Linked DNA regions of Homo sapiens: region 1 is linked to region 2. A link is an interaction called in ENCODE POLR2A ChIA-PET data of the cell type or tissue named here. Cell type or tissue: A673. All regions are shown on one strand. Links, peaks and the distances in the headings refer to the core of each region. The heading gives the core; the rest is flanking DNA. Region 1 overlaps NFIB (nuclear factor I B). Region 2 overlaps NFIB-AS1 (NFIB antisense RNA 1).

Region 1 (16,197 bases), core at 8,770-11,269, 190 kb after region 2:
GTCTTCTCTGCAACAGATTCAAGGAAGATGATATTACTAGTAAAGTTTTCCAAACATTCAATAACTTTTTATGAAATAATATTTTGTTTTGTTCCAGAGCATAAAACATATTGGGACAATGATCAAAACCATTTTATGAAGCATGTGTATACTCCTGGTATAAAAACTTGACAAATAAAATACAAAAATTTCCATAAAAGCTTTCCAGCTACCTGTAGAAATATTAGAAGAAACTGAGCCAACCAGTTCAACAGTAAATTTAAGAACTGTCTTCCATGGATGAGCAAAGATAATTAAATCTACGAATTCAGTAATATATAACACCAATAAATGCTGTTAGAAAAAAACCGGAGAATCTCTACTAATGCCAAAAAAGAATTTGATAATATTCAATAGCCATTCTCGTCAGAAAACTTTTTAAAAATCTGAGAAAACTAGGAATAAGTGAGTACTTTTTCAGATAATGAGAAAAAAAAATCAGTGATAAATTCATAGCCAACATTTTCATTGTGAAACTGTAGATGCAATCTCATTGATATTAGGAAAAAAATTTCCTGCTAGCACAATTTCTATTTTATATATTTTTAATGTTTGTGTATTTATGAATGTTCTGATTTTTAAAATGTTTTGTTTCTTAATGTTCTGGTGAAAGAAATATGCTCATATATCTGAAATGAGTCCATTTTATTAAAATGAAATAAATGAAAGTTGTAACATTAATGTAATGACCTTTTTTCTCTATCAACTTGCCACAATTAAAAACAAATCCCTACTAATATGTAAGTCTGGCAGCAGGATTGTGAGATGGACATGCTCACAGCTTGCCCTAAGGAGTGTAAGTTGGCAAAACAACTTTGTGGAAAGCTGCTTGACAGTTTTTACCAAGAGTTTTAAAAGAGTTTATGTCCTTTGACCCTGTAATTCTAATTCTGGGAACTCCAGCCTAAGGAAATCATGAGAATGGCTGACAAAGATTTGTGTATGAGGATGTTAATTACAGTGCTATTTGTTTATTATATTTTAAAAATTGGGAAATAACCTAAAATGCCAAACAATGGAATGGTTAATATAAAGTATGATACAGCCATGCAATATATAGTCATAAAGATCATGCTTTTGAAAAACTTTATCTAAAAGGACAGATACAATGTTAATAGGAAAAAAGCTGGATACAACTATATTTAAATTTGATATTGATTTTATAAATAAATATATATATATATGCGGAAAAAGTTTAAAGGACTGGAAGGAAATATTGAAAAAAATATAATGCTATCAGGGCGTGTTAAAGTTGGGAAATTTCTGACTCCCTCCAAGATCACCTAAATCATCCTCGTGGGTTTACGTTTCATATTGAGAGATACACTTAATTCTAAATTAATATTTGAATGTTAACCTGGGCTATAGGCTGAGATTTAATCTCTGTGAAGAAAATCACCGTCTTTGCAATGATTAATATTTCTATTTTATAATCACAGTTTCAGCTTTAACTTCAACACAAGTTTAGCTTTAACCATGGATAGTTCAAGTCAGTTGAGAAACTGAAGATAGAACTATGTCCTGTAACATCACTACCAGAAAATTACCAATGGGTTAGTTGTGGTATCTGAAGTTATATGAAGATTGGCAAAGAGCTAGTATAAAGTAATCTCTTCTTGTCCCTTTACAAAAAGAATTAAGCCTTCTTTTAAACTCTGTTGAAGAAAGTGAACAATTGCAATCATAGGGCTGGAAAATGCCTATAGATGTCTTATGTCCACCTGTTTGTTCTCCAAATGAACAATGCCAGAAAACTAACATAGGAAAACATCTGTGTAAGAAGGGAGAATCTGTGGGTTGCAGTGGCTTTTGAGATGCTTTCTTCTTTTTTTCTGTTTTTTTTTTTTTTTTTTTTGAGATTTCCTTCACAAAGCAAGAATTTTTATATCCAGTGGGAGTCTTTATAGCCACTGAGAAACTATCTCTGTAAGATGAAAGTTTCCTCATCTGTAAAATGGCAACACCAATAATATGACATATTTTATAAGATAATGGTGAACGTGAAGTTAATGCCTGCTTGTGAAGGTCATCACAGTTGTTGGGAATATATTGGTTATGCTACCTTTGCAAAATTTCACATGCCTTTTTAGGCCTGTTCCCATTGGATGACAAATCTGTTTATTGAGCCAAAAAACAGCTCCTGGAACTATGCAGAATAAGTCAAATCCACCATCTACATTAATAGTCCTTCGAATACTTGAAGACGGCTTTCATGAATTTAATAACTGCTTTCTGTGGCTTCTTTTTTTTTAATTTCAAGAATAGAACACAGTAGACTGTAAAAATGAGCATTATCAGTCTTCCTTTGGATTTTCTATGTAAATGTTGTTTAACATTCAAATGGTACTGATTATAATTTGAGATATTAACAGTTAGATATGCCATTGTGTCCCTCTGTTATTGTTTGTAAAGGAGGTTAAACAGTATATTAACTTCTGAGTAGTGATTTACTGTTGCTTTTGTCAGAGAAAAATAAAAAAGAAGTAAAATAATATAATTTGATATTGCCTTTGAGACTTTTCAGTTTGTAGAAGTCTTTATTTCCTACTCAATTTTATTTTTTTTAAAAAGCACACATGTAGTGTAAATACAGCATCACACAAATGCAGAGTTGTTCTTTTCTTCCTGGATTAAGCTGTTGTGTAATATTGCTCTGTAACCATTAAGCAGCTGCTCTGCCTCAGAGATGCTCATATTTCCTTTGGTAGACGAAGGGAATTTACTATATGAATGTCTCCAAATTGCTTTAAGATCTTTAGCTGTTGTATTAGCTATTTAGATTTACAGTGGTCTATGAAATGTGAAAAACATGTTCCTGAAAGGCCCAAGGACCTTGGAGGTTACAGATGGGGTTATGTTAGCAGCAGATAACCTGACATTTTGCTGAGTTTCACCCCCTATCCTACTGCAGGACCCCTGCCCATTTCAAAATCCTCTCAGTTATTTTGCTACAGCCCTCAAGTATTGTCTTCTGTATGCTAATGAGTAAGCACTAGTAGGTATCCAAGTACTATTTTAAGTATCTGAGTACTATTTCATCCATGATTTCTTTTTCACTCTGCCACGTCTTGGTTAATGCCTGTCCGTTACAAAGGCTATGCTGCCTGCAGAGATGCATGAAGGTGGCAGCCATCTGCTTCCGGTGCTTCTCCCAGGCTACCCCACTTGGCTGATTCTCACCTGTCCCTGTTCCCATAGGTACATGGTTAATAGGCATCATCACTCATCCTCAGGAAACCTTCCTCCACTAAAGTCTCACTGGGCTCCATGCAGGAGTAGAGCCCAGTGGGACCTCTGTGGTTTTTTGCATTTTATCCAGTAGGTTCCAAAGAAGTTCTGATATATTTCCAATGCTTTTCATGGTTTCGGTAAACTACCTCTTTCCATTGTTTCCGTAGATTCCAATTTCTTAGAACCTGGGAAGTTGGGGGTGGGGAGTGGAGAAACACCCTGCTACATTCTGAATTGTCTTCTTTTTTTCTGTGAATAGCTGCAATAGTCATTGTATTGTCTGTGTTTGACTGCCTGACTGTCTTCCCACTGGTAGAATTGGCCTTGAGCTGACTCATCCCTTCTTCATGATTTGGCTTCCAACAGGCTCACACCCCACTCCATCTTAATGGTCATGACTTAGGAGCAGATGGATCTCTGACTTCTCATTGGAGTAATAAGGAAATGAACTTCAGATTACACATAGATATTGTAATGTTATTTTGTATTACCTCTGATATAGTTTATGTAAATACATTGAAATGTTCATCACTTATTCATCGATGTGTTTCACAAATATTTTTGGGCTCTTACTATTTAAACACTTCCAGTTCTTTGGTTGTTACTTTGTATTAAATGCTTGACATTACACATTAGTACACAACAAAGTAAGAGATACAATCCGACCCTAATCATTACTCTTTCTCATGTGACCCAAAAGCCTAAATACACTCTTCAGCAAACAAGTTCTAGGGAATAACAGAGGTTAGTATAATTATCCATAAATCTTAAACCATCTGTATCTACATTGTAATAAAATGACTAAGATGTTAATGTGTGACCCTGTTTGTAAAGTTGAATTTTAAAATTTTGTTCTGTGTTTATTTAGTACTTACTCTATATATAGGCAACGAGTTAGTCATTAAGGAAGATATAGAGATGAACAAAACCCAGTCACTTCTGTAAATAAAGGATCTGATAATCCAGCAATGACTGCAAGACTTGAAAACAGATCTCTCAGAAAATCTGAAAGTACAAAGTATAAAATTAGTACAAACTAGGTGCTATACAAGTACAGAGGAAGGAGATTTCTGGCTGGGCCAGTGGGTGGTAGAAGGAGTTGGAGGAGCAGTTTACAGAGTGGGTGGTGGTTGGGCTGGATTTTGAAGGATGAGACTAGAGTGTGTAGAAAGAGGGCCATCTCATCTCAGGGAGCTGCAGGAGGAAGATATGAAGGGTAGGCATTTACAAAGTACAATTGGGTGATGAAAAATAATCTTGTGTGACTGGTTAAGTATATGAGCTGTAGTCATGATAAAGGAGGTTGTTTTGTTTTTTTGTTTTGTTTTGTTTTTTTTTTTTTTTTGAGATGGAGTCTTGTTCTGTCGCCCAGACTGGAATGCAATGGCTCCATCTCGGCTCACTACAACCTCTGCCTTCCGGGTTCAAGTGATTCTCCTGCCTCGGCCTCCCGAGTAGCTGAGACTACAGGTGCCCGCCACCATGCCCGGCTAATTTTTGTATTTTTAGTGGAGATGGGGTTTCACCATATTGGCCAGGCTGGTCTCAAACTCCTGATCTTGTGATCCACCCACCTCGGCCTCCCAAGATAAAGAAGGTTTTGTACTTAATATATTTACTTTATTAAGTTTACCCTATATAAAATAAAGTATAATGAACTATAAACAATAACAAAAGCAACAAAAATCTTTCTATATGATAGTAAGTTACAGTGGTCCAGAAGAGTCAAAACATCTCTTTCCCCGACCAGGCAAGACAGTCAGTGTCCTTTTTTGTATTCATGACTTTTAGCACCTTGTACAGTGATTGTTACTTAGAAGTTTCTCAATAATTACTGAAATGAATTTAACCTGGTAAAAATTAATTGCTCAAGAAATAAGAGTTTCTTAAAATAGAAGTGCATTAAATTGGGACATTTTGTTATAATACTCTTAAAAATGTATATATATTTTTCAGAATAATGACTTAATGTGGCACCTGTTTTATTCCCTACTGAGATCTTACAACTTCCTCTCACTCCTTCTTTCATTCTGTTTCTAAAGAAGGTGGGTGGGTGGATGTCAAACATCAGTGGCTCCTCAGTTCACAGCAGTGAAACACATATGCTAATTGAATGATTTTCTGTCTTTTCATGCTATGTATGGTTGAAAAGCAGTGTGGTGCCTTTTGTTCTGGTAAATTTTCTGAATAAAGATTTGCGGATCATTTTGGACTGTCTGGAGGCCAGTGTGCGTAATTCGGTATATAGCTGATCGCAGGTTCCACTGGCCCTAAGATCTTAATTTGTTGGTAACATGCTTATCATGGGGTTTATATTTTTATCTCCAGTAGTAACAACTCTATAAGATAGGTGATTTTTATTGTCTCCAATTTGTTAAGTGAGGAATCTGAGGCAAAAAGAGGACTAATAACCTAGCCAAGATTTCATAACTGGTCATCTGTGGCTAGGATTCAAATCCCAGCTCTTTGATTTCAGTGCTCCATGTTGCTGCACTACCCATGCTTCACATCTCTGAACTGCATCTAATTCCTTGGTCAGCCCTGAAGCTTTATGTAAAATCCAGTCAAATTGCCAGTTCTTAGAATCTAGTTTTGTTTGTTTGTTTCTCAGATGTATTTCAATTCTGAGGATTTTCAAACTTATTCTCACCCTAGGACAGAAGCAAGTAGGCCATAACCTCCCCTGCTAAGGTATTCCTCACACTCATTACACCCCCTTAACATAGATGAGAATGGGGTGGGCTGGGTGCAGGGTTACTGTTGTTTGTGGGAGTTCTCATCTCTAGTTTTGGACATAGACCAGCTAGCAAGCAGGCTCCATGGCCACTGTGGACCCTGCCCCGGTGTGACTTAAGGGTCATGTGGCATTCCCAGAGGCCTGGATTCACCACCATTTGCCAGAAAAGTTGTCTAATTCTTGAAATAAAAGGAGTCCAGTGGAATAGTAGCAAGGGTGAGGAAAGCAGTGAAATCGTGCAACGTATATTAAAGATGCCCAGAAATAGGTCAACGCAAAGTTCTGTATTTGCTGTATATACAAGTTCTGCTTTTTATGTTATTAGTGACCCTGGAACAAGGGTCGGGGTGCTGGTAACAGCAGTTCACTTTTCTTTCATCAGAGAAGGGTTTACAAAAGAACGGTGGCTTTAAGAGATCTTTGACATTATTCCAGCAAGGTGCTAATTGTGGTTGTGGTTTCCTTTTTCTTTCTTTCATTTTTCGCTTTAGTCTACCAGGTGCTACCGAGTCAAAAGCATTCACTGAGAGCCCACAGACCATTCTGTATGCATGGGCCATGGCAAATCAAACCGCATCAATAAACCTGTACTTTTAGAAAGGGAAGAAAAAATTTTCCTAAGAGATTATTTGGTATCTAAACTTTTTATTTTTGTTTAAACAAACCTAATTTGCATTCCTAAGAGTCATTTTTTAAAGTCCTTATTGTAAGCATATTTGGTTTTTGTTCAAACCATTGGCTTTAAAACACTTAAATTCTAGTGTATAATCATTTATTTTACTTTCTGCTTATATTGATCATTTTTCCTTTAATATTTATTTTCAGGTTACCTTGAGGATAGTTTTGTAAAATCTGGAGTCTTCAATGTATCAGAACTTGTAAGAGTATCCAGAAGTAAGTAAATTGTTTTGTTACTACTTAAGCATGCAGTATGATTTAAAATACTTTATATTTTGAACCTTAAATGTAGTATAAAGAGTGACCACATATTAGGAAAATTTGAATTAAAATCTTAAAACCTTTGATGAAATAACAATATATTTTGCTTGATTTTCTAAAATGTTTGCATTCAAATCATCAAAACTTTTTGTTGTACAAAAATAATTTTGGGGTTTTTCTGATTGCCATGTTATTGGTATTCATTTAATTCACTGTTCTCTGCATGACCATAGATGGCCATTTATATCAAAGGAAGTGTGATTAATTAAATGTACTCTATGTTGTTATGATAACCCACATAAGTTTCCTGTAGATAAGTGCTTTTTCATTTTACTAACATTTTGGTGGGGGTTGGAGATGCACAGGATATACACACTAACGTGCAGAGTGTAGAGGGATGCAGAAATTAACTTTGCAGATTGTAGTTGGATATAGATAGAAAGCATTGTTATCCAAAACAATGTCCAATTGTTTTAACTGGCCACTTCACCTGAGACACCATTCTTAGCAGGCTGGATCAGATTTTTCTAGGCTAAGCTCACCTGGCAGGCTACCTAAGCAAAGGGGACGTTACCTTGATTAACTCTTTTACTTATTACTAGCATGTACAAACATATCCAAGATGCAGATCTATATGTACTAATTATGTTAAAGAAGGTGACTCCTTTCTTCATACTCCCTTCACTGATTTAGCTTATTTATGTAACTTTGAAGGGTATATTTTCACCTGACATTTTGATAGAATGCATCACACTTCGGAGTGATGTTATTCAGATGATGTAGTCACACTCTGATACCTGCCTAAGTTGTGTTTCTCATTTGGGTCATATTTAGAGGTCATGAATAAGAATTATGATGATCCAGAAAGAACAAAGAGTAATCGAGTTACTGAGGATAAGAATAAGCAGTGTTTTAGAGTCTTGTTGTTCAGTAAAGGAATCTTCACGCTATCACTGACTGTCTTTTGAACCGTAGTTCCTCAAATAGCTCACATTTCTAAAGTGAACAGTGCAAATAGCATGTATAGCAGGGAGTGATACATATGAACGTTTAAGATCTTAAGTAGTTTATCCTTTCTGGTATAATTCTAGAGTGGATAAATGTATGCCCAAAAGACTTCTCTCATGGGTCTTTTTACATGGTGGCAGTGTAGGAGAAGAAACACAAATATCCTGTATTCTGGTAGCCCCAGGGTGTGTATTCGATGGGCAAGGAGATTGTCCAAGGCAGTGTACCTTAATGTGTTTTTCCAGATCAATATGTGATATCCAAAGGTATCCAACATTTGAAAGTTTTCACTTTTAATTTGGGAAGAAATATGCCTGACTTACCAGTAGCACTTTGTAGCATCAGGTAAGACAGGGGTTATCTGAAGGGGTGTGTGTGTCTTCCCCATACTCTTCTTTAGCGGAAAGGCTTATGGTGCTCCAGTTAGGAGGCTTATTAAATTATTTGCTTAAATTTGTACTTCTCTGAGTTCAAGTTCAATGGTATATTTTCATCCTTCTTAGGAGTAGGGCAGTAGAGTCAGCTGTCAGAAAATATTTATTTAGTACCTCATGATAGGTAATATTATGCTAAGGGCTGTCAAAGGAGAACCACATTAGAACCTTCAAAAGCCCAGATAGATATTTTGAAAAATCTGAATTTCAAACATTAAAACAAAGATGAAAATTATCTTTCTAGAACAGTTCAAAACCAAGGTAAATTTAATATACTTCATTCATTCATTCTTAACTTATAATGTCATATCCTAGAAACTTTTAGGTTATTTGTTATAACAAACATTACTGATTTGTAATTAGCACATTAATTATCTATATTCATTACGTAATTTATTCAGCAAACATTTATTTTCTCCTCCATATGTAAATAGGTGTCTCTGAAAGGCCTGATAAGTTCTCCTCCTAAGTGTTTTAATATATCCGCATCATAATCTTTGTTTACACAATTAAACTTCATTATTTATGAAATAGGGGTTTGCTAAGTAAACATAAACTTCAGCACAACACTATGTGTGTATCACAAATTCTGACTTCTTGAGGGTTTACAGTATGCTAGTGCTTTCAGTCCTCTAGGGTTTTACAATCATAAGACCCACTGATGTGTATGTTGACTTTAGCTAATGAAGCCATTCAGCATTAGGATAGTGATCTCTCTTTTGAATGATATTATCTCCATCTTAAAAGTTGATTTAGGATCAGCTTTTGGAGTGAGGAGAACAATAAGGGAGATTAAAGGTTGGCCTCTAACCCTTAGAATCTGAGGTTCTTTGGTGCTTCATTTCTAAGAGGATATCGGCATCCTCTTAAACATGATTTGCAGCTTTCAGCCTTCTTGTAGCTCCCTGGGAGAGGCGCTAACACTGATCTTTGCGTCTGATGTAAGTTCTTCCAGAGGCTCTTAAGCAGGAATATCTGACTGAGACTTGCTGTTCCCACACACTCTGTCATTAAATAATTTCCATGTGTGTTGTTTTAGTACTTTGGCCGTGTTTGTTAATCTACTTTCCTTTCTGTATCTCCCATTTAGTGTCAGAATGCATACTAAATTTTTACAGTGCTCATGCATAAATCCGTAGACAAATTATTTTATTGCTATCTTTACAAAATTAAAACATAATATGTGTACATATTTATGGAATCCATGTGATCTCTGGATCCATGCATACAGTGTATAATGATTAAATCAGGCTATTTAGGATATCTGTCATCTCAAACATTTATCATTTCTTCATGTTGGGAATGTTTCAAATCTTCTTTTTTTGCTATTTTAAAATATGTAATATATTGTTGTTAACTGTAGCCACCCTGCTGTGCTATCAAATACTGGAAATTATTCTTTCTGTCTATTATAACTGTATGTTTTTACCCATTAACCAATCTCTCTTCATCTCCTCACCTCCCCACCCTCCCCCACCTCTGACAACCCCTTCGATGAGATCAACTTTTTAAGCTCCCATGTATGAGTGAGAACATGCTATATTTGTCGTTTTTATTGCTGTCTTGACACTGCGGAATAATCTTTCTGGAACAAAATTTAGAAAAAAACAATTTCTGAAGATTTTAAAATTATCATTTACTACAAATTACATCTAGTTTATTTATGGGTAAGCAAATTATGTTAACTATGGAGCCATATGTATTCAATAGAAACTATAAATCTTTGCCTAAATATTGCATGAGCTTAATAAATTGAAAATAGTTTATGTAAGGTGGAACCTCTAAGTTTCCTGTTAATAACTCAGGTCTATGAATTGTATCCATTACTGTGATAGGAAGCCAGACAGATTGTTTACTTCACTTGAGCCCCTGAAATACTCCTTCTAGCATGTACCCCACTTCCAGTGTCATATAGAACATGGTTCTAATAATAAATTATAAAACATGCGGTTACTGTGGGATTTCTTACCTCACATTTTTTTAACCTTTGGTGTGCCTCAAGCCACAACAGACATAGCTACATTTTAGCTGTCCAAATAATTCAAGCCATCAGGCACTTAGTTACTCATTGGATACAAGTATTTTCTGTGTAAAGGATGTTACAGTGTATTATATAACATGAACAATCTATCAGAAGGCTGATAGATAATCCAGAAGTTTGGAGCTGTTACTAGTCATGTATATACTGATGTATTTAATTTTTAGTCCAGAAAGGGAGATGTTCATTGTGTATTCCGTGGTTACTTCTCTGTGATAAAGCTTGTACCTCCTAATCATACTTTCTTAAAAATATTTTAAGTTAATCTTAGCCTGCCTAATATTAAAATACAATTCAAAGGGTAGTGAACACATTTAGAATATTCATTAAAAATGAGGGGTAAGAAAACTTCCATAAAAATCTGCAATCCCTTTGGAATTTTATACTCAACTTGAGGCAGATGGGAGAGAGGAGGAGTTTAAGTAGACCACGTATGCTTAGAGTGCATCTCAGGGGCTCTAGAATTTTGTTGCAAAGCCCCAGAGTACAATTTCGTGTGAGCTTTTGAAGGGCTGATTAAGACAGGTAAAGAAATGGAAACTATTCTTAAGGAGTTCTTTGACACCAACCTGCCTGGTCTCCACTTTGCACATTATCTCTACCTATGATTTTGCTTCTGCAGCAGTCCCTGTTTAGAATGACCTCCCTCTAATCTCTTACTCATTCTCCAGAGTCCAGTGCCAGCTATGGCTTTTCGCAGACTTCTTGGACAATTCAAGCTGGTATTGGATTCTTTTTCCCTTGAAATTCTACAGCAGTTTTGGATCATGTCATTAATTTGGACAGTTTCATTTTCATCTATTTTGGTATTTATGTGTTTCGCATGAATGTTTTACTTACCCAGCTTGTTGCCCAATATTTTTATTAAGGGCAATATATGAGACTATTTTGTACACATTGCAGCCAACACCTGCCAGCAGTGGACACAGTCAGTAATTTGTTGAATGAACAAATTTTCAGCGAACAGGTTCATTTATACCTCTTCCTCTGCTTTTAACACGTTTTTGAACTGTTCATCTTTGCTAACCATTCCAGTCTACCAGGGAAGAAGTTTGGAGGAGAAAGCAAAGAAGGAAGGGAACTCACAATGGTTGAGCACGTGTTATACACTAGGCATGATTCTAGGCTCTTATCACTACCTATTTCATTTCATCCTCAAAATAATCCTATGTGTCCGGTTATTATTACTCCCATTTTACAGTTAGGAAACTAGGGCACATAACTTATAATACAGAGGGAGTTTAAACTAAAAGGCTATTTATCTCTCAAGACTCTGCTGATTCTAACACAATATGCTGCCTCACAGCTTTGTTCATGATATCTAAAATTAAATTTAAAAAATGTGAACAGATGTAATTATACAAAATATCATGAGATATTTTGATAAAGACATACAATGCATAATAATCACATCAGGGTAAATGGGGTATCCATCACCTGAAGCATTTATCCTTTGTGTTACAAACCAAAAATTATTATTCTATATTATCAACATTAATATCAACATTAATATTTGAGTGGATTAGAAGTCATGATATTAATAATTATTATCATATCCTAACTGGGAGGCTGTGAATAATGATTTTTGCTTTTTTTTGTGAAACGGTTCTCTGTTTATTTATTTAACAATGATTTGGTTTTCGAGAGCCTAGGTAGTGCAAAGCAGCTTGTTTGGTGTTGCTGAGTGATAGGACTCGTATATTCTGTTTCCTCCAAGGCATTTTTAACTAGCAGAGTGACAGATGTAATGTCAACTAATATAAAGGAGTGAGTAAAGAAGGTTGAGGAATAGGATTCGGGAAATTGGTAACCAGTGATTATAATCTGATTGCCTCAAATTTCCAAGCTTGAACGTTGCTAAGGTGAGCAAGTTTTCAGGTCCTACCCAGGTTGTATGGTGGGTATTAGAGGCTTAAGGTGAAGAAAGTTCTCTCTATCTTTGACCAGAGGCATGAAAGATTCTCGATTATTACATTTGAATAGAGGTCAGAAATACGAATGTCATTCCCAGTGCTTCTTTGTCTTATTCCTCAGCGCCCATAACCCAGGGAACTGGAGTCAACTTCCCAATTGGAGAAATCCCAAGCCAACCATACTATCATGACATGAACTCGGGGGTCAATCTTCAGAGGTCTCTGTCTTCTCCACCAAGCAGGTACTGAAAGAAGGGCTGCTCATATTCTCAAGTGATACACACATAGGTTCGTAGGTGGATGATAGGCAGATAGATAGGTAGGTAGGTAAAGAGAGATGGGAAATAATTTTTGCTGGTAGTACACAGATTTTTAATCTTTCCTGGTTAAATTTATTTGGCTGTTACAAATTAAATGTAATTGTTGTACACAGCAGTTTTAAAAATCTTTTTCAGGGGGACAGGTAACTAGGAAAATATATTAATATGACTTTTGTCCTGTTGTAGGAAATATTAAAATGCTACAAGTTAACAAAATCTTTTGATGGCTTTAAAAATGATGTTGCTGTGGCAATGATCTCTGGTTTATAACTGATTCCTGGTAACTTTTACCCAAATATTACATCTAAGCTTAGGATAATGAAACATAAAAAATAAAATGTGTCATTTACCTAGCCTTAAAATTAAAGACCACAGTTTGCCAAGTTCTTCAATTAGTTGATGTTTTTTGACTAATTTAATTAACGCTCTGTTACCAATGAAAATACTACCTTCCCTGAGATTTGGTTTAACCATTCTATGTTGGGGGTCAGCTAGAGAGAGTTCTCTTTGCTTTTTACTTCTCTGTTAACATTCTCATTTTTTTTTTCCTGATCTTCTCATTGTAATTGCCAGTCAGGGTGAATAAAGATTACAGATGTGTTAATTTTTTTTTATTTGAGCTAGATCTTCAAGACCCATCTCATTCCTAGAGCATTAAATATATGTGTAATCAAATATAAGAGCATACATGAATTCTAGAGCAAAACACTCATTTTACAATGTCAACTTTTTAAAAATAAAAGGATACCTGTATATTTATTTTTCTAAAGTATTCTCAGTAGTGAAAGTTCGTTGAATTTGAATTAATTATGGACTGGGCATGTGTATGTTTATAAACTAAGATCAATTTTATATCAGTTCCGGTTAAACCATTTTCATATAGTTAAATTGTGTAGCAAGATAATTTGGTTTATTATTAAAATAGTCTCTGACATATCAAAGTCTTAGAAATGCTTTGATTTTTCTAAATTTAAAATGTGAGCAGTAATTTTTAAATTCTGTCTGCTAAATCACTGTTGTCAACACAGATCTTTCTTCCTGACTACTTTATATAAGATACTGTCTTTCAGAGTAAGCAAGGTTTAAAAAACATTTCTCTAGTACTTCCTTATGCATGTAATTTGTCCCCAATTTTAAGTTTTTCAGGCAGATTTTCTGCTGACTCATAGATGAGAGAATATGTTTAAAAGAGAGTTAAAATGTAAGGTCTAACTTTGGATTCTTTGGGAAGAAACTAAGCTTAGCATGGATAGAAATTGCCATCTTCTACATCGTTAATACTCTGAGAATTGTGAGTCAAATATTAATCATGAGTATCTACAAATGTACTCAGGCATATACATGATTCAAGGGCTTGGAAACACAGTGCAGTGGAAAGAGCACACTTGCGGAAGTCAGACGTCCTTACCTTATGTCTGACTGCTTCCATTAACTTGCCCTGGACAGTCCACTGAATCTCTCCAAATGTGTCTCCCCATTTGTAAAAACAAGGGGATTGGTTTATGTATATGATTTTTGAGGTCAATTTCAATGCTGAAATCCTATAACATTATGGTTATTATTGCTGCGAAAAGTGAATTTTGAAGATTTTTAAAAAGGTTTTACCAGCATAGGTGTGAATAAGATTTTTTTTTTAATTAAAGAAAAAATATTCACTGGGCACAGTGACTCACAGCTGGATTCCCAGTACTTTGGGAGGCCCAGGCAGGAGGATCACTTGAACCTAGGAGTTCAAGACCAGCCTGGACAACTCCCTCTCTACAAAAAATTTTTTTAATTAGCAAGGCTTGGTGGCATGTGTGTGTGATCCTAACTATTTGGGCGGCTGTGGTAGGAGGATCACTTGAGCCCAGGAGCTTGAGGCTGCAGTGAGCTGTGGTCATGCAACTGCACTCCAGCCTGGACAACAGAGTGAGACCCTGTCTCAAAAACAAACAAACAAAAAAAGAAAAGAATTCACTTTTATAGTCATAATTTCATAATTGTCTGCTTTATTGGTGGGGGCATATGAAAGAAGTATATCAACCACTATGGGTATAAAATAGCTTCTTAATCTTTGTTCTGGATAGTCACCTTTCTTATTCATTGAGATGAGTCATATTTCCATATTAAAATGTATCATTTTGGCTGAGCACAGTGGCTCCTGCCTGTAATCCCAGCACTTTGGGAGGCTGAAGTGGGAGGATCGCTTGAGTCCAGGAATTCAACACCAGCCAGGGCAAAATAGCAAAACCCCATCTCTACAAAAAATACTAAAATCAGCTGGGTGTGGTGACAGGCACCTATAGTTCAAGCTACTTGGGAGGCTGAGGTGGGAGGATTGTTTGAGCCTGGGAGGTGGAGTTTGCTGTGAGCCAAGATTGAGCCACAGTGTACTACATCGTAGGTGAAAGAGTGAGACCCAGTCTCAAAAAAAAAAAAAAAAAAAAAGTATCATTTTAAAAGTTTGAATTTGGCAGTGGCCTTCTTTTTTTCACAGTCGATTTTAAGAATAAAGAATCAATAATCTAAGTTTTAAGAAAAAGTAAAGAATAATATATGAAATAGTTTATAATCAGTAAAATACTATAATTTTTTATTATTAATGATAGGGTTATTACTAAGAATTACTATTTGATAAGTATCTTCTAAATGCCAGCCACTTAACTAAAAGCTTTACATTTAACAACTCATTTTACTCTTCCAACCGTCTGCCTTTGAACTAGGTTTTATTGTTTCCAATTTACAGATGATTAAACTGAGTTTAGATAAGTTAAGGAGCTTACTATTAGCAATTCATAAGTGGCCTACTCAAGATTTTATACTAGGACTGTCTTGACCCCAAAGCTCTTGTTTTACTTTATTACCTTATCTTTGGATTGCATTGTCAATGACAAGTGCTATTAAAAGGAACATTGTTAGTATTGATAATAATAATGAGTCAGGTACACAATAACACAATTTTAATGTTAGAAGGCAAACAACATTAAGAGTTCACTTTTTATTAGTGGAATTTTTTTTGGAAATACATTTGAAAGATAAATATAATGAACACCATATTTGTTAGACAGGTTAGGTATAAGATGGTCTAATAAATGGTATATGCAACTAGAAATATTTGCTATTACTATTGATATCTTCAATACTCACCATTATACTCACCATTATTACTTGTGCTTATGAAAATTTTCACAGTAAGGATCTTCTCAGATCATTTACTTTAAAATGTACACATCTTCCCAGAAATCCCATTAATATAACTATTGCCATATTTTAACAGCAAAAGACCCAAAACTATATCCATAGATGAAAATATGGAACCAAGTCCTACAGGAGACTTTTACCCCTCTCCAAGTTCACCAGCTGCTGGAAGTCGAACATGGCACGAAAGAGATCAAGGTGAGTAATAAGGAGATGCCTCTAGAGACCATGAGTAAAATGTTGGCTCGTTTCTTAAGTTTCGTTGAGTCAAAATTTCATAATTAAACCAATATGGATTGTATATTTTTTTCATAAAATGATTCCTGTAGAATTATTTTTGAGATAATGTTAGTCAAAT
Region 2 (16,197 bases), core at 5,093-7,592:
AGAGAAGGAAGGGGAGGTTGGAACATTTTAAGTGATTTGCCCCAGATCAGCTCTCCACCTAAAATGCAGGTCTTTTCTTTCAGATGAGCGTACTTTCCACTGCACCAGGCTACTTCTAAACAGGCATTGTCCTGTCAGCCTCAATTGCATGCAAAAAAAAAAAAAAAAAAAGACAAAACCCCTCTCGCTCTCCACTAGAGTCTCTATTTGGACTCTAGAACGGACAAAGCAACGGCTATTTCAACTTCAACTCCCTTAGCAAATGGAAGAAAAGGCATCTGACCCGTGGACTCCTCCAGCTGGTCCCCGGGTCTCACCGCCTGCGGGTCTCCACGTCAGCTCGCAGGCATCGGCGGCCAGTCGGACACCAGGGGGCGCAGCAGCCTTTGTCCTGACAGGTATTGAAGAATGAAGCCAGACTGGGCCGTCAAGAAAAATCTGACTTCCCTCCTTTCAGTTTCTCTCATTGGAACCAGCCCACTCCCCAGCCCCCTTCATTCGCCTTAAAGCCATTTTCTGCTTCCTCCTCATGCTCAGATTCTCAGGGTGCAGGGATGCAGCAGTTCAGAGACCCCTCTCCAGGAGCTCCCCCGCTCTGCCAAGGACACCCTAGCAGTGGTCCACCATTTGTTCTCACTTGCAGGCCTCTGAACTCAGGATGTTTTTGGCTATTCTTCCTGAATGAAGAACCCTATAGAACAGGACCAGCTTCCCAGAAGAACTGTCACATCTATCCTCTAATATCCCTCCCCTTTCCACGCACAAAAACAATCACAAATTAAATAACATGTCTGGGAAGCTCACGCGGCCTGGACCTATCCCTCACCACCCTCTGTCTGCCCCTACAGTCTAAGGACAGCCTTTGGTAGTAGCTACCTACCCAAAGGGACAGGCTGCAGCACCTTCACCATACCTCTGCCATTCTCACCAACCCATGGTGCACCCCAAGCAGGATAACTGCCTCCTTGTAACCCCACCAGCTTGCCTCTGTGTGCCCTCCAGCAGAAAGAAATCCACTTGACCCTTGCCAAAGTCTCCTGATTCCAAAGATTCAGTAATAAATGAGCATCCTCTTCTACTTTAAGACATACTCCTAACCCTGCCCCTATAGACACAAACGGACACAATGCAAACCCTCAGATGTCAAAAACGTACTCTTTCACAAAGACTCCTGAAACTCCTCTGTTCCAGAGGGAAAGGCTACAGGGTCCTTCCTATGCAGGCCTTTGAAAAGCAGCTGTATGTTTACATAGAGAGATTCCAAGTTTACACAGTCCTTTCCCTGTCTGTTATTGGAGCCTCTCAACAACGCTGAGAGATAAGCAGTGAAATCTAAAGCTTAGAGGCTTGCCTCAGGACCAGACCTAGTACAGCGTAGAAACAGCACTGAGGGCCCGGGTGACAGAGCATGGAAACACTTGCTTGTCCAATTGCACCAAGGCCTGGAAGAAATGCAGCCACCATAGAAGATCATCAGATTACATACACTGAGGGAGCCTGTGGTCTCAGGAGCCAGGCAGGGGCAGGAGGAACAGTGCAAAAGAAGCGGTGATGTCAATTCTGACCCGACTCTTCTTTTTACCTGTGGCCTCGCTCACTTCTTTATTTCCACGTTCATCTTAGCTAATGTAGAGTACCGGGAAGTGCTGAGCCCGGAGACAGGTAGCCATGGTTTGTTATCTTGGTGGTGAGCCTCCCAACTCCACACTCATAAAATAATGATAACATCTATTATATATACAAATACATCACCAAAAAAAAATGAAAAAATCAGTGTAATTCCAGGAGACGGAGCAGGGTAGGAGACTTTTACTTTCATTTTATGCTGTTTTCTATTATTTGAAGTATCTGGATTTACGCATGTGTTCCTTTTATGATTTTATTTTTAAAATTTTATTGGGGTTAATGATGCTCTTTAGCGTTGCTGCAAAGATGACTTATGTAACATATCTGGCATGGTACGTGGTCTGGTGCACAGTTGATGCTCACTCAACAGTAGTTTATTGTTAGCTATATACTTCCGTCAGAACTGTGGGCAAATGGGACCTCAAATCAAGAGACCCGGGGTCTGTGGCACACTCTGCTCTCAGATCCATGTATGCCTTTTAGTAAGTCAAGTCCCTTGGAATCTATGTAAACATAGTAGCTGCTTTTCAAAGGCCTGCATAGGAAGGAATCTGTGCCTCAGTTTCTTTATCTGTAAAGCAATGAGACACAAGCCACTTGATTTGAAAAATGGTGAGAAGGACAGGACAACATGCTCACCACCCAAAATGCCTGAGATACCTTCTAAAATTCAGTCACAGTCTTTGCAAGGGAGGCTTCTTAAGTTTGAGTTCATCAGACAGAAACTCTTTCTAGGAGAAGTTGTCATCTAGGATAGACAGAAAGGGCTGGAGATAGCTGAATAAGTTCTAAAGCAAGTACAGAAATTAAATCAGGAAACAATGTGTGAACAGTATAGGGCCATCAGCGTAGGATGGGAGGTGAGAAAAGAAGGTTTGAGGTGTTCCTTGAGTGCAGTTGGCACCACGATCATTTCCTGACAGGGGAGATGCCCTTGGTAGGCAGAAGGGGTGTGATTCAAGGTCCAGGCATCCCTGGCCCGGACACAGCCAGCCCTAGCCCAGCTCCCTAGGATGAGAGTTCTGTATGGGGCACAGGGCTGGCGCTGTTGAGACCAGGCCTCCCTAGGCAGATCCAGGAGCAGAGCTGCCCTTTGGACAAATTACTTTCGGCAAAGTCAGAAGGAACCCACTGCCCAAGAGAATTGGGCTAAAGCACCTCTGAAGTTTCTTCCAGCATAAACTTTATCTTAACAACAACCAAAAAAAGTGGGGAGACTGGACCATAGGAGGTGCAGATGCCCAAACATGATCCTCTCCCTGCTTAGCAGCTAGTCTGGGGATACCTATTTTTTATGCACTCCAACTCCTGAAAACCAACTAAAGATTTGTTCCTGGAACACACAGCTGATTCATTTCCTACGCCACTCAGAACGGGAGATTTCCCTCCGAGTCTCCTTTGCCAAAGCTTGGCCTTTGGGGGATAGGAGGCAGGTAGTCTAGTGGGTAGAAAGGTCGCGACTTTCTTTTGCCCCGCGGTCTCCTTCCTATTTAAAGCAGCACCGCCTGTCGAAACAGCTTTGTGCCAATATTTGCAGGCAGGAAGATTTTCTGACATTGTAAGGGGGTTGTTGGAAGCAGATGGGAGGCCCTTTCCCAAGGCCATCGGCAGACCAGAAATTGGTTACACCCGCACCCAGGGAGGAATCCCTAGCCCCCACTCTCACGATCAGCGCCCATAAGGTATCTGCATTTACATTTTAAAAAGAAAGAGGAATTTTTTTTGTATCTCTGAATCATCTGGCAGCGCCTGATATTATACATCTCCCCCTAAAGCCCCTGTTGTCCCTCCCTAAAGAGGAGGTCGTGTTTTCAATTCTTGAGAGATCTGGAATAACGGTATCAGAGCATGCCAACAGCTAGAAGACCCCCAACTTCCCCCCCCACCCCACCCAGGTCTTTCGCCCTATAGGAATTGGGGGCAGCGGGGGTGGCGATTTGCAGCGAGGCAAGGGCAGGTAGCAACAACTCCGACTGATCTCCAGAGGCAAAACCAAACTAAACGTAGTTCCAACCATCATGTTTTAACAAAATCTGCATTCTGTGAAAGTCTGTTTTTTTCTTAGAGAAACGCCCTTCGTTTTTAATTTTGCGTCACTTTCGCAGGCTGCCCTGAATGCCTAACCACTTGTTAAAATGCCTCTGTGCTTTGCTTTTCCGTGTGGTTCTTTTCTGTGCCCGTTTGTATCTCTAATAAGCGGCATTGTTTATTATCCTTGGGTCGGGGCCCCTGGGACTGAACCGAAATAATACAGAGGCACCGAGGCTGAGCGCTGGAAAATACTCCGGGTTTCCCAGGCCCAGGAGGGTCCCCGGGGCCGCCAAACGACCCTCCTGGGGAAAGCCCACCCGTGCGTGCGTGCCTGGTGAAGGGCAAGTTTGCACGAGTTTTTCCAGGCAGGGAGAGATCATGGGCAATCCAAAGCCCAGATGAGTGGGTATAGAAAGGGGCACACGGGGAAGGGAAATGCCACTGTGGACCGGTAATGGGGGTGTGACTTAAGAGCCAATATTGACAGGATGACTTTTTTTAAGGGAGGCGGGGGACTGCCGCGCGGGAAGCGTTCTGAGCCGTCTTTTAGCTCGAAGTCTCAACTCTCATCCCTATGCAAGAAATTGTCACTAATAAATTCTTTTTTCCGCATAGCCCATCAGTCCTCGCTGTTAAAGCGAGTATCCTAAACAAGATGAGGCTAACTTCCCTCCTTCTCCGTAGTTACCTAATATTTGCCCACATTTCGTTTTCAGCTGGGTGCTTTGTGGCCGTAGGGAATGTAAGTGCATGCCCCAGGAAATAAAGTGCCGCTGTTCCCCAGCCACAGATCAAGTCTTTTCTTCCCTTTGGACCCCAAACGAGCCCTGCTTTGGGGCTCTCCAAAATTTCGCTGCTCCCAAAACGGAGTGGGGTTCGCTATCAAAAAGCAGAAACCCGCATGGGAAACATAACGCGGAATGCCTTTGGCGTCTCGGGGAAAATTTCCCGGTTGAACCCAGTCTACGCTTCCACACCCCCTAAATTTAATGTCGGGCGGGCTCCGTTGCAGAGTTTGCCCTAAAGAAGGTTGTTAAATACGTGCCATTCTCGGGACCGTGTGCTCCTCAAATGAGACTTCCAGCCCCAGGGCCCAGCCTGAACTGTCCTTCCCACAGGTTCGCATGCGAGACCAAACCCCCACCCCGCTAGCTTCCAAAAATTCTCCCAACAGGCTACAAAGACTGCTCAAATTGTCCTCGCTAGCTTCGCTCCCCCATTCAGTTAGATTGTTTAAAAATACAGAGATCTGTTTGCTCGCAAGAGCAGAGAGTGATTTCCCTCAAGCAACTCGTGCGAGAGCTTTAGGCAGCCCCTGGGTTGCAGCGAGTCCAAGCGTCGGTGGAGTTTTCCGAATTTCAAGAAGTAGTAAAGTGAATTTCGGTACAGGGAAAAGTGCCGGGTGTTGGAGCGCAAGGTGGGGGCGGGAGCCCAGGAAGCCGCCAGGAGGTTTTTTTGTTTTTAATGTTAGACACGCATGAAGGCGCAAGCTTCGTGGTTTCCGAACTTAGAGAATCGTGCCGAGTTTGGGCCCATCTCCGCAGCCAGGGGCCCAGCACAGAGCACAGGGGGCTGTTTCCAGTTTTCAAAGAGCGAGCAGAGGCGCGGGAGCAGCTCGCTAGGCACTGCCACATGCAGCTGACTGTCCGCTGCTCCCGGCTCTTCCGCCCTCTCTCTTCGCGTGGCACCCCCAGAGCCATCCCACTGCTGCCAGTATTGCGCAGAAGAAGAAGGGTTCCAGGCGGCAGAATCCCCCAACAGGTAGTTTCACCCGGGCGCTGGCCTGGCTTAAATATCAAAGGCTGGGCCGCCTGTGCCGTGCTAAACTGGAGCCGAAGCACTGACACCTAAAGAGTCTAGGAACGAAAGCTGCGTTCTGGGAGTCACTTTAAATAACCTTGTTTTCTCTCCACCCTCCAACTTCTCCCGAAATAGCGTGAGCCCTGCCGTTTGGAACGGCGCTCAGCGAGCCTAAATAAGCTGCTTCAGGCTGTAAACTCACAGCCAATTTGGGGTCTTTTTTTTTTTTCACCCCCGGTAGTTACTACAGAACCCAACTCGGCTTTAGAGCCATAGGTATTTATTTGGGAATTGGAAAATTCCCCTCAAAGCAAAAAAGGAAAAGGGTGCGCTGCAGTTGTATGATATAATTGAATTATGCCTTCCCCTGGCGCACAGTAAGGAAAAGCGGAATGCCAGTAGGTGTGTAGAATGGGCCGCGGCGGCCTCACGCCCCAGAGGGCGCACCACATTTCCTTCCCAGGGTGCAGGGAGAACTTGGGTTGGGCGACTTCGTTCCGCCCCCAGCATAAATGCCCAGGTTAGGGCATCACAAAAACCTAGTCCTGGGTGCTCTGTCGGATCGCTAGCACCAACGTCCCCGCCAAGGACCGCGAGCGCACGTGGTGCGCGGAGACCAGACACCGCGTGCGACGCGAAACTACGCGCGTCGCTCCAAAGCTCCCTGGCGCGCGCGCGCGCTCGGCCCTTGCTGGGCGGCGGGATACTGGGACCCTCGGCGAGAGAATCTAATCCCGCCTTGGCAGATAAGACTTGCCCTCTACCGCCCTGAGCCGTCGCCGGGTAGTGATTTCTGCACGGAAAAAAAACCGCGGAACTCCTGGCCCTGCCTTGTCTGTTTCCTAAGGAAATGTCTTTTACACTCCGCACAGTCACCCGACCCCCCAGTGCCTCTGGGACCTTGGGCGGACCTGACCGAAGAGACTTGGATCTTCAACCGCCTAGGGAGCTGGCCACTCCTTCCCTTCTCCCTTCTCCCCTCTCCCAATCGCACCCAGCTCACTCCCTCCACACCCGCCCCAGCACTGTTAGCTTGCCCTGAGCCTCCGCCACTAACTGCGCTACCTAAACTTTCCAAAGAAAAGTTTTCTCGCGCTTTGCCAGCTCAAGTTTGCCCCAGCTGGCGCTGGCAGGAGGAGAAAAGGAGTCCCTCTTCCCCCTCCACCTATCCTCCTCTCCCTCCCGTCCTCTCCCTCCCCTAGGAGTCCAAACCTTGAGGGTGGGAGCGCGCGGTGGTGGAGCCCCCGAAGGCACTGACTGTGCAGGGGACGGAGTTCGTTTCTCATCCCCCACTCTCAGTGCCTCGACCGTTCCCGCCCCCTCCTCCCCCACCTCGCTTTCGGCGGGGAACTGCGGGCTTGTAGTTTAGTTTTGTTCAAATTTATTTCTCTTTTTTAAGATTTTTTTTTTTTTTTTAAGATCCCACCCTTCCCAAGCCTCGCGCGTCTGCCTGCCTTCCAGCTCCCGGCGTGGAGCTCAGGAGACGCACCCTTCGCGCCGGGCGGGTTGTCTCCCGAGTGGGGGCCAGGGGCTCCCTGGCCGCGATTTCGCTGGCCTAGTTTCGTCTCCCTAGGAGACCTAGGTCCTGTTGTGAGGCTAATTCGTGCGGGAGCTCGGCCTCACAGTAAGTGCCTCTTACCCCACCCTCACCCGAAGCTGTCGATGCAGCGGGTTTAGGGGGATGTTTGCGAGACAGCAATAGGTAGCAGTTGATAGGAGACCCTGTTCTGACGTCTTCTTGAGTTCTTTACACATACAGGTAATTAGAGATAGAAAAGATCCCCCCCTCAAGGTTCTATAACTCCTTGCGCACCGCCAGGTGACCATCACAGAAACCGCCCCAAGCTAGTTAATTTGTGGCCTATTATGTTTTTATTTTGTCTAGGATTAACGAGATTTGAGATTTTGTAGCCAAATTTACTACCCCGGGGCTTCAACTTTCAAACCAGCAAGCCAACGGGAACGTTGTGGCGAAACTGGATCTCCTTCTGCGTTGCTGGGGCGCGTGCGGGGAATAGAAACGAAATCCGTCGCCGACGGTGTGGCGTGGACTGCTGGGCCTGGGGACGCTGGGCGGGCTTTTCTGAATCCCATCGGGTTGGGCTTGAAATCGGACTTGACCCTGCCAGGGTTGTGCTCTGCGCTTAGCCTAGATTTTTCCACTTGGCCAGACGGCTCCTATCACACGTGGCAGATGACGCCCGTCCGGAGCGACGTTCCCAGGGGCAAGCGGTTTCAGGATCACCTTTACCTTTAGCTCAGGTTACGGGGGGGGGGTGTCGGTTACCTCGTGTGACTGCGGATATGAAATCTCCACCCAGAGCAAAGATGGCTACAAATCCTCTCCCCTCCGCATGAACATCAGGAGACTTGACTCCGGCGCCCACCGCAAGTCTCTTTCCAGTGCTGGGGTGAACACGTGCCCCACGCGCCCCCCGCGCCCGCGGCGCGCCCCCCTTCCCGTGGCTTAGCACAGGTCCCGCTTCTACTGTGCGCGCCGGGGATCAGGGTCGTGCCTCCTCAGCCCACAGGCGAGGCCTCCCACCCGCTAGGCTGGTCCCTGTACCACTTGGCCCATGTTGCCACCATGGCGGTGTCAGAGAAAGCCCTGCGGAGGGTCAACCAGAAAGGCAGGAAGTTTCTAGGCTCCTCGAAATGGCACCCGAGGAGAAGCAAAACCGTGCAGCGACATTCGTGGAACCCCTAAGTCATCTTTGAAAGGCCGTTTGAAGAGGGAGGGGTGTGAGGGGAGAAAAATACAGGTGAGGGGGAGGATAAAGTTATGGGTGTAAGCCGCCTCGCTTCTTAACTCTTTACCTAACCACCTTCAAGTCTGAGCGGTTGACACACTGGGCTTTTAAGTACCAAACTCCACGGAGATGGGGCAGAGGAGAAGCACCCCCAAACCCGCAGAGCTAGCCGCTGCCCGCTCTCTCCAAATGTGGCAGCCGCACTTCGGAGCGCAGAAGCACGGCTCTGATTTGCGTTTGCTTCGAAGATAAAGGATCCCGTTCACAAAGGAACCCCTGCTTCCCTTTCCCTACTCCACTCCTCTGCACCTTTCGCATAGCCTCAGACCCTTTGATTGCATTTATTTATTTTTAAGCTCCGGTACCCTAGATTTCACTGGGAGATTTTAAGGCAAGAATGGAGAAAGATGGGATTAAGAAAAAGAGCTGGCTGTGTTCTAGGGCAAGGTTAGAGAGGAATTGAAAATCGAGGGTAGATGAATTTGGGGATGTTTTAAAATTTCATTTCCCACAGAAGCTACCTCCTTTGCACTAGAACCTATTTAAATTATTGGGACAGGAGGAAGCTAGGAGTCTCCGTGGGAACAAAAAGTTAAAGGCTTTGGAGATGCCCCTTTCTCTTACCTCTACTCAAATGAATAAAAAGCAGCTCTCCTTTCAATTTAGTGACTGTACCCTTCAACACGCTCACTTCCGCCGCGAAAGTGTGTTAATGGCCAGTTCCCCCAGGGAGGCCGAGCTCAGGAGAGTGGCCCAAGACGGACTCCCAGAACCCCTGGAGCTGGGCTTTTTATTCTCTAGGATGGATGCTGGGAAGGGCCGAAGGTGGAAGCTGCAGTGCCTAGGCTGTAGGGGTGTGGGAAGAATGCCCCAACCACCCCTCTTCCTTCAAAGCCCCTCTTCTGCTGGTTATTTAAACCCTCAAGATTGTATTTCTAATCTTGATGGCTATGTTGTTCTTTTTTGAAAGTAGCAATGTATGTTGGTAGTTCTTTTAGTATGTATGCCCTTCATTTGCTTTTGTTTGTAGTTACGGATTTTTTTTCTCCTTTTTGTCTTTCCTTTCTTTACCCTGCAGTCTTGGCAACCCTGTAGGAGGAGGTTCAGTGGGGAGGATGAAATCGACCCGTTTATTCTTGTTAATCACACACAAAACAGTATAAACACTGACTCTCAATTATTAATAGGATCCTTCTATTAAAAAAACCCAGTCATTTAGGTAGAACTGGTTAGGACTGAGAAATCGATAATACTGGTGAACTAGCTTATTCTGTCCCTTTAAGAAAAAATCCATAAAGCTCTTCCATCAGCCCAGTGTCTGGGAAAGAAGCAAACTAACTGCTTGGAACAAAAGAGACAAAGAGGCCAAACAACAAAACAAACAAACAACTCCCTCTACCCCCCCCTTCTGAGACAACAATAGACTAGACACAGCAAGTGCAGTTACTGCCTGGCCCGGCTGCTCCTGTCGACCTGCCAAGTCTCCCGCATTTGGCTGGAGACTTTCTCTCTCACCCCACTCTCGCACCCCCATCACCCCCCTCTCTCGGCCCTTTCTGTCTTTCTCTCTGTGTGACTCTCTCTGTGTGTGCCTCTCTTGGGGTCTGGCTATGTATGTGTGTGTCTGTCTCTGTTGTTTTTGCTTTCACTTGATGTCGCTCTGTCTCAGGCACCTTAGTGTTTCTCTCTCTCTCTCTCTCTCTCTCTCTTTCTCTCTCTCTCTCCCTCTCTTTAAAGGTCCTCAGCATATTAGCATACTCTGGCATTTATTTACTTATTTGCTAGGCCATTTCTGTAGCATCTCCTAACTGCCTCCTCAAAACTTCTGTTTCTTCCAGTTGTCACGGTGGCCTATTTTGTATTTTGTTTGCAGCACTCTCTGCCAGGAAGATGCTGAAGTCCATTTGCACTTCAGTTTTTAACCATTCTTCATGTTCAGTTCTTTGCTCTCTTTCTATAAGGTTTCTGGCACACTTCCCCCCCCGACCCCCCCTTGTCCCCAAGCAGCCCTTTCTCTGCTTCTTGGCACTGCTTGGGACTCTCATGCATGCCTGCCCTCTTTCTCTCACTCCCTCTCTCTTGTGGCCAGCCCCCTCCTCCCTGTCTCCCAATCCAGCCTTTTTCTTCCTTTTCCCTTCTCCACCAAACTTTAATAAAATACTGTACACACTTTTGCCTGGGGATTGCTTTTCTTTATAAAGTGAACCTAAACCTTTGTAAAGTGGGAAGGGAGGAAAGGCAAGAATCCAGACTGCAGCCAGCAGAGGCTGTAGCATGGAACCAGCATCCCTGCCAACAGCCACATCCCTTTCACACTTTTTTTTAATAAACCCTTTGTAATAGCAACTCCTTCTGAAGCATCTGTGTCTGCTACAGGGAAAACCTGGCCACGTCTCTCTACTGGGCTGCAAGGGTGAGGCTGAGTATCCAATAGGGAGGGCAGCTGCAGCCTCAGTCATAAGCACTCTCCCCCGCCCCAGCCCATTTCCACCTCCTCTTAGAGAAAAATGAGAAAGTAGGGGGTTCTCTGGCACCGGGGTAGAGGTCTTCAATTCCCCTTCAAGAGAAGTATAGCATGGTTACTTGAAACGAAACTTCTCCAAGGATGGTTGACTTACAGTAACAGGGGAAATTTCAACTGTCAGAAGATTGTGGGAAAAACAGGACTAAACTGTTTATCTAAAGCAGATCTGAGAATTCCCACAGTCAGGTGGTACAGGGTTGGCAAAATGGTGGCATCCCCTCGCCACCCACTCCCCTACCCCCCCGGCCATGCTCACTAGGCAACAGAAACAGGACAAATTATTTCCGTTGGCCTCACCCCCTTTTCTTTCCCTCCTTTCTTTAATAATATACAGACAAAAACATATGAAAACAACATAAGGGGCAACTCTGAAGGGAGAAAACTCATTTAGTCTGAGAAGAGTATGAAAAACAGAAATAGGAAATGTACCCTCATTGTTTGGTTGCTTGGTGATAAGGGCAGTATGAAGAAGCATCGATGTTATAAAACACACATATGCACATGCATATACACATGTGTATATGGATGCATATTTAGTTGGTAGTGACAACTTGTCAAGAGAGGAAGGGAGGAGTTTTAAAATCAGACACACATGGTTTGAATATAATTGGCCACTTATTAGCTAGGTGACTATGTGTAGCCCGCTACACCTTCCTCACAGTTGGGGTTCTCTTTAGAACTAAGTGGCATTGCATATATGAAAAAGCCAAAAGTAATGTCTGGCATGCAGCCTGGGTTCAATAAACGAGCCTTCCTTCCCTCTTTTTCTTTCTTCCTCCCTATTTCTTTTTTCTCTTCTTTCCTTTCTTCCTTCTTTCCTTCCCTTCCCTCCTCCCTGCCTCCCGTCTTCCTTCCTTCCTTCCTTCCTTCTCATTTCACTGGCTTTTCCCCTGATCTTTCCAAAGGTGTAAGCAAAGGGAATTCATGCCACTTGCCCCAGTTTTCAGTTCCTAAGGGAAACTTTGTTGCTCCTTGAGTCCCAGTAATGAAACACTGCAGACCCTATAGTAGTCTACTCTTTCTAAGCCAAATGCTGCCTGAAATAATTTGTTCTTGGGTGGGATTATTTGGCTCCATTATTCTACCCCCTTATCTAGGTTCTTTATTTTCAAATGGTTAATGAGAGAGACCCTTACCCATAATCCAGCCATGTATACGTTTTCACAGGCCCAGAGAGCTTTTGCTCTCGGGGACATATTAAAAATTGCCCCATGGCCAAAAAGCTTAAGAAGGGAGAAACAGAAAAGAGTATGTTCCAATGAACTATTGTCCTGACCCACAACTTCCCAATTGGGAATGCTGTTTTCTTGGTATTTTGACCTTGTCAAAATGACTGATTTTTTTTTTTTTTTTTCCTCCCGAGGAGTCACTCTCTAGCTAAGCAATGTTTCTTGAGTGGGATTTTGGGCTGAGACATCAGTGCATCTGGAAGCACTCACTGATGGAGATGCCTGTCCTAGCCCGACTGTTGCTGAGATTCCCTCTCTTTCTTTGTCTTCCCCAGAAGCAGAACCAGGTTGTAACAGCAACTGGCAAGCCCGTGAGCCATGGATGAGCCCCCAGCTTCAATTGGTGGGAGAGTGAACACATAAAAAATGTTCCCACCTCAGACTTCCTTTTTCCATGGGTCTTATTGTCTATTCTACAGATACCCCATTTCCACATTTCACTGGCTTCCTGTCCTATTTTCCTGTTTTATCGGAGCCTTGGCAACCAGTGAGCGGCACTGACACTGGAGTCTGTGCTGGGGAGGTGGCCAGTCCCTCACAGTCCCTTCCCAGCACTTCTGATCCTTCTCTTTGCTTGTCTTACTACCTACCTGTTTTCATTGAGGGCCTCTGCTACTTATGACATAGATGTGGAAACCTGTTTCATCTTTCTCCCTCCTTGGGCATTCCAGTTTCCATGTGGCTCCTTTCTGTAAACTACAAAGAGAGCTGTCCATCCTTCCTGGAAGCACCCCTTCTCATTGCAGATTTCAACTCCCACGCACCAGGTACCCATGGGCAGTCCACAACCTGCACAACCAAGCACGGGTACTCTAAATTCCCCAGTTCTGACAGCTGTGAGTGCTGGTGAGCACTTAGTCATTTAGGGATGTTTCCCTCAAATGGAAAAGACCACAACGTGTGATGCCAGAAGACTAGCAGATTCTGAAGCCTTCCAAAGCCCTGTCTTGCATTCTTCTTGGGCTCTTGTCCAGGAAGAAGCTGGAGACTGTGTTTCTTTATCTTGTCTTTGACCTACATTCCTCATCTACTAAGGCTTCATTGGCATACCAATGGCAGACAGGTATTTGTTACTGCAATGGGTACAACGAGTATTAACGTATAAATAAGAACCACTACCGCCACCGCCCACCCGCTCCCACCCAACCCCGACACTGGTCAGTCCTCTGTTCTTTCCATGACTTTACTTCTAGTAGGCCAGTTTTTATACTAAGTCAGTAACTCATTTCCGGACCACCTGAGAGGTAGCCCTACTCTTAAGTTGGCACAACTGCCTACAGAGCAAAAGTTAAGTTTGGAAAAAATGCCAGGCATAAATACCACCACCAGATTAATAGATTCCAAACCACATCATTCTGAGCTGGCAATGTAATTCACATTCTGCACAACGAAAAGGTTTGAAGAGCAGCCAGTTTCCTGTTCGAGAGAAAAGTTTGCTTCTACTTGCTAAGTTACAGCCATTCTGTATGAACCCCTTCTATAGAACAAGAAACTTCTCAGTTTAGGAGTCTTTGGAAAAACATTTTATCCTCTGAGTTGGCTCCCAACCCCACTGCACATTAGAATCATCTGGGGAGCTTTAAAAAGTTACCAGTGCCTGGGCTTCTCCTCAATCCAATTAAATTAGAATTGCTACGAGTGTGGTGTGGGCATCGGTATTCTTTTTTACAAGTTCCCCTGGGCGATTCTAATGTTTAGCTAGGGTTGAGAACTCTAATTTATAGTTTAAGAGAATAGTGCCTCTTGGTGAAGAACGCCCATTCTTTTACTAAGTATGCAATGAACTCCTATTATTGGAGACAGTTTGCTGAAGACACAAAGATGAAGTCGGTAGGCACTGGGCTCCTTAAGTTAAAATGTGGTAGGAAAATGCTAATGCGCAGATCAGAACCTCTAGAAGCAAGATTGAGTGCTTCTAAGTTCTTACAAACAGCACAGGACTGAAAGTTAGAGCCCCACTTTACAATTCAGGTTCTGTCACTAACTAGAAAGGTGAACTTTGGACAACTCACTTGACCTCTTTGGGCCTCAGTCTGGTCATCTGTAAGAAGAAGTGGCTGGACTGAAAACTCTATATACTCCAGCCTTACGGTGCATTCCTAAATTCTTAGAAACCCATAAGCTTAGCCAGGCAATTACCAAATACTTTGGGAGGCTGGCTCACTTACTCCTGCATGCCACTGACGACTGTCTTTCTGATGTTTTACCAAATCCCTTTCCAAAACCCCAAGTATCAGGGTGTTAATTTTTAAATAATCCTGGGCTCCCTTAATTCTCTCCCCTAGTCTCTTACAAATTAGCAGATGAAGAGAATGGAGTAGTGGTAATGTCTATGAGCAGTGGGTAATGACTAACAGAAGTTTATCCAGTTGGATAAATGTCTAGTGGATTGCTGCTGGGGTCAGTGTTAGTTCTGGTCTTAATTAACATCTTCATTAATAGTGTGGGAGAGGGAATAAACAATAGCTAATGATATTTGCAGATGGTAGTAAATTTAGAGGTGTTGCTACTACCAGTGAGAGCAGCAAGAGCCATGGGGATATCAGAGATGTGAACAAGAAGTGATTATAATGATGTTTGTTCTGGAAAAGGCAGAATGAAATGTTTAAGGGGGAAACAACGGGGGAAATTGGGAAATGATCAAAGAATCAGCCATTCTTTTATCAAAGAATCGCCATTCTTTGTAACCTGGGTGTGCGTTTAGCAAACGAGGCAGCTAATAGTCTTACAACTTCCGTTGCACATACTGGGATGTTGTCCTGAACAACAATAATAATCACAGCAACAACAATAATAGTAATAATAGCCAACATTTTTGAGTGCTTACAATAGGTCAGACAGGGTTCCAAGTGATTTACGTGAAAGCAATTTTTGTCCCTAAAATCATGATTCAGTTCTTCTAGGCTTTTTACATTTTCTGACAGGATACTTGCTACAGATCTGCAATTTCTAGATTTGAACAAACCTGTGAGTTTCAGGGGAAACAAGAAGTTTAAAATGGGATGGCCAAGTAAAGTGGAGAATATGGTGTGTCCTCTTTTCCCAGGCTCATGAGCAGAATGTTTCCATCTTTGATTTTTCCTGTCCCCAACCTGCCTACCATCTTTTCTCTATTTAGGCAATTGCTGGGTTAACGTGATTGGTGACAGTAGACGGAAAACTATCGCAAAGGTTCAGAAAGAAAGGAAAGAAGGGAGGGGGATCCAAGGGGGGAAGGAGGGGCAGGAGAAAGGAGGAGAGGGAGATGGATAGATAGATGGATGGATGAAGGAAAAAAGTAATAACATAAAGGAAAGAGAAAGAAACAAGAATGAGGGAAGGAGGGAAGAAAGGAAGGAAGAAAAGAAGAAAAGAAGAGAAAACCCTAATGTATTACTGTGTGTCTACCACAAGTCACACGGTAGCTGAGGTGATGAGCTAGGTATATTTCACATGTTTTCTGGTTTAATCTTTGCTGATCTACTTCCCACAATGACTCTCTCCAGTATTCATTATTAGCCTTCACTTCTGTAGATAAAATAAAGGGAAGCTCAGATGTTAGGTCACTAGCTATGAACACACAGCTGATAGATTGCAAAGAGGTTCAAACTCCAGTTGTTCTACTCCTAAGCTCATTTCCTTTCCAACCGCAAATACATATTTTCTTTTCTTTTCTTTTCTTTTTTTTTTTTGAGACAGAGTCTCGCTCTGTCACCCAGGCTGGAGTGCAGTGGCGCGATCTCTGCTCACTGCAACCTCCGCCTCCCGGGTTCACGCCATTCTCCTGCCTCAGCCTCCCGAGTAGTTGAGACTACAAGCGCCCGCCACCATGCCCGGCTAATTTTTTGTATTTTTAGTAGAGATGGGGTTTCACCGTGTTAGACAGGATGGTCTCGATCTTCTGACCTTGTGATCCGCCTGCCTCGGCCTCCCAAAGTGCTGGGATTACAGGCGTGAGCCACTGCGCCCGGCTACGTATTTTCTTTTCTTTCAATTTAGCCCTGCCTGAGTTAATGGCAACATACAGCTACACATAGAGAGCCAGAAGGTAAAAATATTAAGAAAAGAATCAACACCGAGGAACAGAGGGACAAAGGGAAAGTGGCCAGTACATGCATTTACTGCCCAGTCTAATGTAATTGAATTATTTACAATTACATCTTGAAATTACAAAACATAGAATTCATAAGCAGAAAGGTTTCAAGACAATGGAACCCATAATAATATGGATTTGACCTTGAGGGAATTTGGCAGACAG

What was found. ChIA-PET counts read pairs that join two places held together with the same protein. Peaks named below come from ENCODE experiments on the same cell type or tissue, not always from the same donor. Only the 100,000 strongest peaks of a DNase experiment are listed, where the experiment ranks them.
Region 1: POLR2A ChIA-PET joins it to region 2 with 5 read pairs; 3 of 35 experiments call an interaction of 5 or more read pairs at or near these places.

The regions. Positions count from the first base shown.
Region 1 is chr9:14,146,529-14,162,725 of GRCh38, reverse strand. NFIB (nuclear factor I B) reads left to right here. Exons shown (of 11, transcript NM_001190737.2): 4 at 6,833-6,901; 5 at 12,461-12,581; 6 at 15,919-16,037. Among named protein-coding and RNA genes, the nearest start is that of NFIB, 160 kb to the left of the region's middle. In A673, for the core only: no CTCF peak of the experiment used is centred there; no DNase peak of the experiment used is centred there.
Region 2 is chr9:14,337,828-14,354,024 of GRCh38, reverse strand. The region is part of intron 1 of NFIB-AS1 (NFIB antisense RNA 1); the gene reads right to left. It also overlaps a transcript of NFIB not described here. Among named protein-coding and RNA genes, the nearest start is that of NFIB-AS1, 29 kb to the right of the region's middle. RefSeq lists an enhancer at 4,724-5,223. In A673, for the core only: no CTCF peak of the experiment used is centred there; DNase peaks (open chromatin) are centred at 6,124 and 6,484; H3K4me3 peaks cover 615 bases.